Linked DNA regions of Homo sapiens: region 1 is linked to region 2. The links are chromatin contacts, found by Hi-C or POLR2A ChIA-PET in ENCODE. All regions are on one chromosome and are shown on one strand. The core of a region is the stretch at or near the end of the contact, and the rest is flanking DNA. Distances in the headings are between cores, read along the strand shown.

Region 1 (5,714 bases), core at 2,838-5,337, 1.0 Mb before region 2:
CTGAGTCTGGGAGATAGAAATATATGGTATGTTTATTTGTATAAATACATTGCATGTGACTGTGTAATTTAATAGAGTAGCTTTACTACTACCTATTTAGAATAAGTCTTTATTTGAATTATATTTAAGCAGATTTGTCCATATTACAATTGTGATTTTTTTCCTCATTACTTTTGAAAGGATTTTGGAGATAATTCTTTTTGAGGATGATTATGAAGATTCAGAGACTCTTCTTAATAGAATATTAAGTGATGACAATTAATGAGGTGACCAGAGTGGTGGAGAATGTAACTTGACCAGTGATTCTCTGTAGTTCTGATCCTCACAAGCTCTACCTCGTCTCTAAGCACCTTAGTGTCCTATTTTGCCCCTTACAGGCTCGCTAAAAGTTGCTTGGATGAAGGTATATTTTCCATTATCACTGTAGCATTTCTCGTTTAAGCATGGTCCCAAAAGGAAATGCAAAATACATACAAATTATTATGAGGTTCTTTTAAGTTCTTGCTCAGTAGTATTCTCCTGTCCATCTTTCAGTTTCTCTTAATAAAAGTCTAAGATTAAGAGTACCATTCTGAACGGTGTAGTATTGAAATCTGCAACCAATTTGAAACCAAAAATACTGGTTTATAAATAGAAGCAACGAACTCACATCTAAAATGTGGAAAGATATTTTTGAATGCCAAAGAGAAATCTTTTTTTCTTTCCCTTGACCTCTGCCCTAAAAATTCATCATTGAATAAAAATTGTTTATATGTTCATGGCAGTTGCTTAGAGTTTACAAAAGAAAAGTCTAGATTTTAATTTAGCTTGGCCTCAGGTAATGTGTTAAATACACTTGGGATGCATATAATATGAGATTTTCGTTTGTACAGCTCTTTTTTTTCTAACTACAATGTTTAAACATACTGCTTTTAATTAAGAAATCTGGCTTTATTAAAAGCCAGATCTGTGACTTATAACCATTTCTGTATATCTGCTCTCAATCAACAGAAAAATAGTTTAATTTCTGTAGCTGTGTTCATTTTGCATATGTTAAACGGATGTAACATGCACCCAGGGCATTGCTTCAGAGACTATTTTTTCCATAAATATGTAAAGTTTTTCTTAAATACCATATGTAGGTTAAGTGGTTCTTTTAAATATTAAACTATACATAAATACTTTTGGGGACTATTTGACCTTTGAATTGACTCCTTTTTGAGTCAGATTCAGAGGTGGGATGGGAGGAAAAGACTAGAATTATTTTTGGAGATGGGAAGTTGGACTGACCTCAGTAGAACCGAAAGTGAGACGACTGAATAGAACGGTAGAAAAAAGGAAATAATTAGCCAATATTACATAGAAACCCCTTTAATTTGATCTTGATATACACACACACACACACACACACAAAAGCAATAAAGCCGCCAGTTTTGCTGATAAGGATAAGTTCCTGTTTTCTCCTCTGAAGACATTTAATATTCAATCAAGGACAGCCACAGAGCCAAGCAGATCATAGCGTAACTCCAAAGATATGGCATGTCATCACCCTGCTGCCCTTTGAACCAAATGGGGTTTTGCAGTCTCTCTCCTTTCTTCCTGAAAACCATTCAACGTGTCCCCAGAATCTGAGCTCCTCAGCCTGAAACACTAATGTGTGTGAAAAGGATTGGTTTGGCCTATCTTTCCCGTGCAAACTGGTATGAATTTTAAAACAAAAACATAAGAACAAAGGAAATAGTTTTTGAATTTAATCAGTCTGAAGTTAGCCTTTGACCATTTGATACATTCCACAATAAAAAGGAAGTTTAAGGGGAAGGCAAAAAAAAAAAAAAAAAAACCTCATCCCCCTTCCCCACAACAACAAAAAAATTCAAGGAGGATACTGGTAATGTTTTCCACATTTGAATTTTAATACATGAAACAGGCTATAAAACTTTGGCCAGCTGCAGTAAATAAAGTAGCCGTGGGAGGTATGCACCGGAAACTTCAGCAGAGAGCACTGGTGAGAGTCTCATTCCCAACTACACACCTTCGTTTGTTGTTCTGGGCGGAAGCGAGTTGCAGTAACTTGATACTCATCCCAGTCCCGGTTTTGTATTGAGCACATCGCCTTTCTAACTCTCCTCAGTAATTCCTTCTGATTAAAGAGTAGACAGCTCTGAATCCTCTCGACCTCCGTACGCTTCTCATTTCCTTTCTCCCTGCCTTCCAAAAATCAAAACAAAATGGCTTGATAACTTGGAAGGTGATATAAGCATTTCTTTCTGCAGCAGCTTGAAGTTGTGGTGGGGAAAACTGTGGTTCTGCCTCGGCTGTTATGTTATCTCATTTAATTGCTAACATATTGTCCTTAGCTTTTGATTCATAAAATGTTTTCCTTGGAGTTCTGAAGTAGGTCTTCAGTGATTTACTAAGTATTAGTATAATGAAAGGGATTTTTTTTTTTCACAGCGGCATGGCTCATAACACAAGAGCGAATGTTTGTATACTTGCAAGCTCTCTGGATGATATTATTGAGCTATGCTTATTTCCTGCTCAAAAACCTTCCCTGCCTTTCCATTTTCTACAAGATAAAGACCAATTCCTTAGCTCAGCATTTGAAGCCTATTACCATTTACCGAAAGCCTTATGTTGAGCTCTTCCAATCTGCAACAAGTCTTCCAGCAAGACAAGGCTGGGCATATTACCAGAATTCACCCTGTATGTTCTCCTTCGGAACTTTTGTATCTCTTTGTCTTGTCCAGCCCTATCTGCTTATCTCTGTACACCTAATACCCACCCATTCTCAAAGCACTGACTCAAATCATTCTTCTTCCAGGAAGCCTTCCCTTGCTACCCCACTCATGCTAGCCATTTTTTTCTCTATTCTTACAGCCCTATGAATCATACCATTTCTAGATATTTATCTTAACCAGCTCCGCATAGCTGTGCATCTTTTATAGATATGACTCTGCCTTACCAACTGTTGTAAATTCCTCGAGTCTCACATATTATATTTTGTCTCTCTCCCCCCGACCCCTGTAAATAGATCATCCATAGAAACGGGAGAAAAGAAACGAGGAAACTTAACATTCTGTGAGTGTGAGTTGGCAGCCCCTCTGCTAGGCGCTCTGCATGTGTTGTCTTAGGCAGTCTTCACAACAGCCCAGTGAGGATGATAATAGTGGTCATTTCAGGTGTCGGTAAAGTGAGCCTTAGAAGTTTGAGCAGTTAGTCTCAAGTCCTGCAGCGGGATTTAAACTCAAGCACATCAACTCCAAATTCAATGCTCTTTTTTACTACCAGGCATACTCTCCAGAGATTATCTATGAGAACACCTTTTCAGAACTTATTTTAAATGCTAGGAGCTTGTGATTTTCAAAACTTGATAAGTGTTGGTTGGCAAAAGAAGTTTCCAGGTATTCCATGGCTGGGTTCCCAGAGCAGCTCTCTTCCCAAATGTATAGACAGAGAACTTTCCCTCCAAAGTGGTGGCATGCTTGGATTAAAACCCACATTATCTATGCACTTATTCTTAAACCAACATGTTTGCGCTGAGTGCCTAAGAGGTGTGAACTCTCCCTACCAGGGTCCTTGAGGTAGCAAATTTTAAGTTATCAAGTTATTTTTCTTACTATAACCACCCACTTTTCTTCCAAAATTAAAGCAGAAATCTCTGAATGTGGGAGAATAAGGAAATAGCCAGGTCTTCACTACCCTAGTTAGAAACTCTTACCAAGTATGATTCCCTCTCTGCCTCAGAGACCTCCATGATTAATCCTGATATTAAATGATTAGATTTCTTATAAATTATGGAAAGGGCAATTTTCCAGATAGAATTCTCTCTGTTACTCATTCAGTATTCACATCCACAGATGAGGCCTGAAAAGAAGCGTTTCAAATGACCTAACCGCTTTTTTAACTGACTAAGAACAAAACCCACATCAAACTTGTCTTTATGTGACTCTATGTGTTCCCGTTTATTTGTTGGTAGAGTCAGCAACTACGTGATCATTGAGCTAAAAATCCCCTCTACTATTCATATATCGCATTAGTGTAGCTCTCAGATCCTTCTTGTTTAAAGTCTATTTATTCATTTCAATAACATTTATCCGTGGTTACCAAGTGTAGGTTCTGTGCTCTCAAGGAATTCACAGGCTAGTAGGAAAAGATGTGTACTTAAGCAGATTGCTCCCTGCCAGTCTGCTATGCCCTCTAAAAGACCAGGGGCCTGACCCTTATCCAGTAGTGAAAGATCACATGGTTGTTTAGTAGAGGAGTGGTCATCTCCAGTTGACTTAGGGATGGGGGAGTCATGTGCAACTCACCCCACACACCTGTCCTCCACAGCATCCCTTCAGAGTCCTGCAGGTGGGGGATGTGGAACCCATTTCAGAAATCACCAATAAAAGTGGATCTTTGCCCAGTTTTCCTCTTTTCAGTAACAATTTTTGTTTTACTTTGGATTAAATGCAGTCTATCAAAAGAGCATTCCTTAGGAAAAGTGGTATCTTTTTATTTAACTGACATTATATACATGAGAACTTTTACCTCTTAGGGCTTCATAGGACAAACAACTTCAGTTAGTTTTCCTTGTATAGTTAAGAGCTCAGACCACTGAATTTTAGATTCTAAAAGTACCCTGGAAATCAGCCCATTGCCCTTCTTTGAAGACTAAGGCCTAGGAAGGGGAAGTGACCAAACCATGGGTACTCACTAGTAGAATTAGAAACCAGACAAAAGAGGCTGGACACGGTGGCTCACCCCTGTAATCCCAGCAATTTAGGAGGCCGAGGCGGGTGGATCACTCGAGGTCAGGAGTTCGAGGCCAGCCTGGCCAACATGGTGAAACCCTGTCTCTACCAAAAATACAAAAATTAGCCGGGCATGGTGGTGCACACCTGTAATCCCAGCTACTCAGGAGGCTGAGGCAGGAGAATTGCTTGAACTCTGGAGGCACAGGTTGCAGTGAGCCAAGATTGTGCCACTGCACTCCAGCCTGGGTGACAGAGAGACCCTGCCACACACACAAAAAAGGAAACCAGACAAAACAGCAAGCAGACCAGCACTCCTTGTGCTATATCCTACACTGCTCAGCCGACTTCCTCTTTACCCTAATACCATAACCATTTCAAAACTGTGAGTGGTAGAAATTAGAAACCATTCTGTTACTCTGACTTAACTAATGAAATCCAAGAAAACTCTGTAGTTGGCCCTAGGCTGCCTGCAATGAGTTGCTATTTAGCTCTACCAGTAATATTTGGCAAAAAGAGAGGGTAGTGGGCATTGATGTGATGTGGCAGTTATTGGTACATAGTCATGGGAGCAGCAGGAGTCAGAAGATTCTGTTTCTATGTGGGCCTCTTCAACAAAGATATGATCAACAGAGGCATCAGCATCTTCAGTTGATAAAGTTGATAAAATAGAAAACTATTTTCTAAATAGCCTGTTACAGAATTTCAGCGAAGCTATTGGTGGTCAGCATCATCTTTTAATAGCTACTATCTTGTTTTTCTTTAAATTAGGATATTTGCCTTCTCTAGTGTTCTGTCATCTCTCCTAATCTCCACAACTATCAGGTATTTCGGAGAGCAGATTAGTAACCTCAACTGAAAGTTTTGATCTTTATCAATTTATCAGTTGCTCCTCTTGGGCTTTCACAGGTTTTGATTCCATAAAGTTCTGTGTCTATTTGAGTGCATACTTCATTTCTAAGCAGTTATTCCCATGGACTCTCAGGGAATTTAAGAGAT
Region 2 (5,788 bases), core at 1,907-4,406:
CTCAGGCTGGAGTGCAGTGGCGTGATCTCAGCTCACTGCAAGCACCGCCTCCTGGGTTCACGCCATTCTCCTGCCTCAGCCTCCCGAGAAGCTGGGACTACAGGCGCCCGCCACCTCGCCTGGCTGATTTCTTATATTTTTAGTAGAGACAGGGTTTCACCGTGTTAGCCATGATGATCTCGATCTCCTGACCTTGTGATCTGCCTGCCTTGGCCTCCCAAAGTGCTGGGATTACAGGCGTGAGCCACCGCGCCCGGCCACAACTTTTTCTTTAATGGCTTAACTTCATTCAGCTTTACCTGCTAAACAATAAAGGGAAAAATCAAAGAAAGAATAGTCTTCTAGGGGTGACAGTTGGTGTTTTAGCACCTGCCTTTATACCTGGGAGGCAGAGATCACAGGTGGTTACATCTCTGTTGTTCATTTAGTGGACCAGATTTCATACATAATCCTATCTTGCTTTTGTCTTTCACTTTCTCCAAGAGATAAGCTAGCAAACCTTCTCCATTGTAAGAGAGACCAAATTGAAAATTTGGTCACAACTTTACTACCCGAGAAAAATAACGTTGCTATGCTTCCTGGAGGAGTGATAGAAAATGCAGTTTCCGAGAATTATAAAAGGTTTATTATTTGTCCAGTATTTTAAGAGAAACAAAGGGGTCTGTCTCTCAGGTATTTAGCATCTATTCTTAACCCTTTTAGATCTCAATCTAGTCCCCTTTGGAATTTATTGTTGCCTTAATTGGAGTATTTTTTTTTCTTTTAGTGGGAGAATAAATAAGAGCATTTATTTTTATTTTATATATATATATATATATATATATATTTTTACTTTGCTCTATGGTATCACAGCAGAAAAGTTCAAGTGTAACCAAAAAGCTTTTGACATGTCTAAATGAGATTTTTCTTAACAGAGGGAACATTAAGCTACATCTTCTGGGATTTAGCAAATGGAATCTGGTAGTAGAAGTTAAAATAATGACCCGAAAATCCTGTGATTTATTTCTTTAAGCATGCTTTTATATCCAATATATCATTTGATCTACAGCCTTATTAGCACAGCATGAAAAGGTAGAATTTTCCAAAAGCATACCTGTTCCCATCTGTTGTCTCAACTACCTGTCTCAATTACCGTTTCTACTGAGATTTTTGCTCATGTTTACCCTTTACTTTCAATTATGTGTGAAAATCAGAGTACTCTCTTATGTCATACAAACTTTAATATCATTTTTTTCCTTTATTCCTTCAGTGGAACCTTAAGTATTGGCATTCCTCAAGATTCAGTTCTTGATCCTCTTTCCTTTTATTATTAACCACGCAAGCCCTTCCTTGGAGAGCTTACTTACTTCCAGGGCCTCCTTCAACTGTCACTTTCACAAATGACTTTTTTTTTTTGAGACGGAGTCTCGCTCGGTTGCCAGGCTGGAGTGCAGTAGCGGGATCTCGACTCACTGCAATCTCCGCCTCCCGTGTTCAAGCGATTCTCTTGCCTCAGCCTCCCGAGTAGCTGGGATTACAGGCGCACGCCAGCACGCCCAGCTAATTTTTGTATTTTAATAGAGATGGGGTTTGACCATGTTGGCCAGAATGGTCTCTATCTCTAGACCTCGTGATCCGCCGGCCTCGGCCTCCCAAAGTGCTGGGATTACAGAAGTAAGCCACCGCGCCCGGCCACAAATGACTTCTTTTTTTTTTTTTGAGACAGAGTCTCGCTCTGTCTGCCAGGCTGGAGTGCAGTGGCGTGATCCAGTTCACTGCAAGCTCCGCCTCCCGGGTTCACGCCATTCTCCTGCCTCAGCCTCCGGAGCAGCTGGGACTACGGGCGCCCGCCACCACGCCCAGCCAATTTTCTGCATTTTTAGTAGAGACGGAGTTTCATCGTGTTAGCCAGGCTGGTCTTGAACTCCTGACCTCAGGTGATCTGCCCGCCTCTGCCTCCCAAAGTGTTGGGATTACAGGCGTGAGCCACCGCGCCCGGCCCACAGATGACTTCTAAATGAATGTCTCCAGTACTGATCTCCTCAGAACTCATTTCTTGATGATTTTTTACATTCACATTTCTAAATTTCTTGTAGGAAACCACAAATTAGTGTCTTTCAACTAAAGGACATTAAAAGAAGACTAAGGTCAGGTTTAGAGACAGACAAGTTTGTGTGTATGAGTTAATGTTTGCATATACTGCAAAGATAAACCAAATTAATTTTAGATTTTTGTTGCTTTATATTAATCAACTTTTTCTATACGTTAAACTTGGTCCTCAGTTTTTAGGGCATATGAGTATAGAAACCCAAGATAGCTTATCATCAGGCTGATAACATGTGCTTTACATTTTTCAATCTTCCAAATATTTCATAATATATTATCTTGAATATCAATAGCACACTTCTATAAGTGTTCGACAACTTATAGAAAATATGCATTTCTAAAATTCAAGTTGGCAGACCGAAAAGAATACCACACAGTTTCCTAAAGGCTTGTGACAGTAAGTTAGGCTGGACTTTCAACATAATGGAATATTTACCAAATAAAAGGCCACTGATTTTTGTATTAGACAAAGACATCTGGAAATTTCTAGATGGATTTAGGGATTCTGGTCATTCTAAGGAGAATCTAGAGGTAAGCCCCATCTGACTCATGGGCATATTCCAAGTTATCATTTCCTTTCCTACATCCTTACAAGGTTCCAGGAGAATCTGTCAATGGCTCTGAAGCCAGGCTCAGGAGGGAACTGGTATTCAGCGAATGGGACACTTTGCTTCATTCCTTCATTATAAGCTCCCCTGCAAGCTTTGTGCAGAGGGGCGGGAAAAGGGGCTATCACCCCCTTAAATGAATAGCCGAGTTGGTATGTAATATAAGATCTATTTTGCTTGTTATTCATTAATTGGGAAGCAAACATAGGTAAAATCACATAATGGTGGAGGTTACCCCGTTTGAAACAAACTAACCACAGTCACTATGACACCCCCAGCTGGTGGCTAGCCCGACCAACCTTCCCAGCTCCGCGCGCCCAGTGGGGGCCGGAAAAGCGCGGGAGGGGGCGTGGCCCCGAGAAGGCGGAGACAAGATGGCCGCCCATAGCGCTTGGAGGACCTAAGAGGCGGTGGCCGGGGCCACGCCCCGGGCAGGAGGGCCGCTCTGTGCGCGCCCGCTCTATGATGCTTGCGCGCGTCCCCCGCGCGCCGCGCTGCGGGCGGGGCGGGTCTCCGGGATTCCAAGGGCTCGGTTACGGAAGAAGCGCAGCGCCGGCTGGGGAGGGGGCTGGATGCGCGCGCACCCGGGGGGAGGCCGCTGCTGCCCGGAGCAGGAGGAGGGGGAGAGTGCGGCGGGCGGCAGCGGCGCTGGCGGCGACTCCGCCATAGAGCAGGGGGGCCAGGGCAGCGCGCTCGCCCCGTCCCCGGTGAGCGGCGTGCGCAGGGAAGGCGCTCGGGGCGGCGGCCGTGGCCGGGGGCGGTGGAAGCAGGCGGGCCGGGGCGGCGGCGTCTGTGGCCGTGGCCGGGGCCGGGGCCGTGGCCGGGGACGGGGACGGGGCCGGGGCCGGGGCCGCGGCCGTCCCCCGAGTGGCGGCAGCGGCCTTGGCGGCGACGGCGGCGGCTGCGGCGGCGGCGGCAGCGGTGGCGGCGGCGCCCCCCGGCGGGAGCCGGTCCCTTTCCCGTCGGGGAGCGCGGGGCCGGGGCCCAGGGGACCCCGGGCCACGGAGAGCGGGAAGAGGATGGATTGCCCGGCCCTCCCCCCCGGATGGAAGAAGGAGGAAGTGATCCGAAAATCTGGGCTAAGTGCTGGCAAGAGCGATGTCTACTACTTCAGGTACCTCCCTGGGGGCGGGGAGGGGGTGGCGGGGTCAGGCCGGGGTCAGGGGTCAAGAGCGGGCCTGGGCAGAGGATGAGCGCTGGGGCCCGGGGGGCATGTGGCAGGGACAGGCTGGTTTGGTGGTGGAAGGTGGCGGAACCCTTGGGTGAGAGTTGACCCCAGTGCGGTGGGAGGCAGTGTCAAAAGGTGAGGGCCCGCAGGAGGGCATCTTATGTGGAAGGCGTCGGGGAAGATGGTTTGCGAAGAAAGGGTTAGCCTGGCAGGGATGGTTAGTCCACTGAAGGGTTAAAAGGAGGTGTAATTCATCGAAACTATAAAACCCAGTCACTGTTGGCTCCTGTCCCAGCCTGTCCCAGATTCATCATCACAAGTGTTAAGCATGCACATGTGGAAGAATGAGCTATCTACAGTAACAAGGTTTCATTTACTTCATCCAAGAAAGTTTTGTATAAAGCAGCTATTTGGAATGCCTGAAGTTTTTTTGGAACTTCTTGGTATTGCAGAATATACTCTTTTGAAACTGACACACTGTACTAAGTTTTTAGACTCCTAGACCAAAATTTGCTCCCCAGGGAACATTTGTCAATGTCTGGAGACATTTTCGGTTCTCACACCTGGGGAGGGTGTGATACTGGCATCTAGTGGGTAGAGGCCAGAGATGCTGCTACATATTCGATAATACAAAGGAAAGCTGCCACAACAAAGAATGATCTGGCCCAAATTGTCACCTGTGCTGAGGTTGAGACATCCTGTTTTAAATGATTCAAGGTTTTTCACCTTAGTGTAATCTTGCAATCCCGTGGTCATGCTGCTGATGTCTTCAGTTTGTGTGACCCAGTAAGCTCAAGAAAGTGCCTATGGCAATTGACATCCGTGGACTTAATACACATTTACTAAATTTTGTAATAAGCCATGCTATTGATAGAAGATAATATAAACTTGTATTCAGTAGTTTGGAGGTACGTGTTTGTGGACTGACTGAAGCATTTTTCAGGGAATGTATATGGGTATTGGAGACAATTGTCATTTAGCTATTGTAATAATGTTATAAAGGATTTCCTGTCCTCTTCAAGTAGCTCTGGGAAAATGTGTCTGTACACATACCATGCTTATGAACTAAAAATACTTTTAACTAGATTGAAAAGGTTAAAGAAATGTACATACACATATATACATACATATGCACACACAAGAATGTGATCACTGCTGGTGCAGCATGTAAATACGAACACATTCCTGATGGTTGCTATATATGGATGAGTAGTTGTAGTAAGTTCACTTCACCTCAACTAAAAAATAAAAGTGATGTTTCATAGAACTTAGTCTTCCACTTGATCTGGACCCTCATCTTGAAACCTCATATGATAAAATGGAGAACTTCTTTTAAACATAAGAAGGTAGTAATCACCTGTGGTCCCAGTTACGGGGCTGGGGCGAGAGAATCTCTTGAGTCCAGGAGTTCGAGGCTGCAATGACCTATGATTGTGCCTGGGCAATAGAGTGAAACCCCATCTCTTTAAAGAAAAAAAAGAAAAAGTGTGATAGTCTTGGTTTGTATTTCCTCATCATTAAATATTTGATTTAATGGTAAGAAAGTTATTGTGAGCACTTTCACAGGTCCTCCCTCAGGCTGTGGGGCCAGGATTTGGTAGCTGGTGCTGAGAGAAAACCTTTGTTGGCATCCTTGCCCTGGGACTGTGCCAGTGGCAGCTGTCATTCAATGGGACAATTTCTTCTGATTAAAAAAAAAGGTTATTGTGGTTAAAAAAAGATTAGTTTTCTCAAGTTCATTAGTTTCATTTAGTGCCGTTCACAATTGTTCGTTTTCTAGTATTCTTTCATTAACAGAGCATTCTGTTTTCTTTCTAAGCAGGCTGTCTGCATAACCTTCTGTGAACTATGTGCTGATGTCTTGTAGGCAATTATATTTGACAAGATTATTCTGTATCTGTGATTGAACTCCTTGAGGAATAGATGA

What was found. A loop is a pair of places that touch in the nucleus more often than their neighbours do. ChIA-PET counts read pairs that join two places held with the same protein, here RNA polymerase II (POLR2A). Pooled maps may share reads with other maps.
Region 1: a loop to region 2 is called in a pooled map, with 17 times the contacts of the local background. The contact joins the enhancer-like site here to the promoter of MBD2 in region 2. A Hi-C loop is called at or near these places in 2 of 37 single-sample maps with no recorded cell type and 3 of 50 pooled maps. POLR2A ChIA-PET finds 5 or more read pairs at or near these places in 1 of 52 experiments (GM12878).

The regions. Positions count from the first base shown.
Region 1 is chr18:55,248,036-55,253,749 of GRCh38, reverse strand. The region is part of intron 15 of TCF4 (transcription factor 4); the gene reads left to right. Among named protein-coding and RNA genes, the nearest start is that of LINC01929, 130 kb to the right of the region's middle. RefSeq lists enhancers at 4,028-4,087, 4,098-4,147. Within about 2 kb of position 4,087, at least 3 of the 41 ENCODE cell types and tissues checked have a DNase peak (open chromatin) inside an H3K27ac peak, as active enhancers do; they include GM12878, where a contact is called at or near this core.
Region 2 is chr18:54,222,037-54,227,824 of GRCh38, reverse strand. MBD2 (methyl-CpG binding domain protein 2) reads left to right here and starts at 3,156. Exons shown (of 7, transcript NM_003927.5): 1 at 3,156-3,807. The coding sequence starts at 3,266. It overlaps SNORA37 (small nucleolar RNA, H/ACA box 37), which reads left to right and starts at 5,413; the gene lies at 5,413-5,541. RefSeq lists enhancers at 1,232-1,772, 1,773-2,315 and a silencer at 3,066-3,455.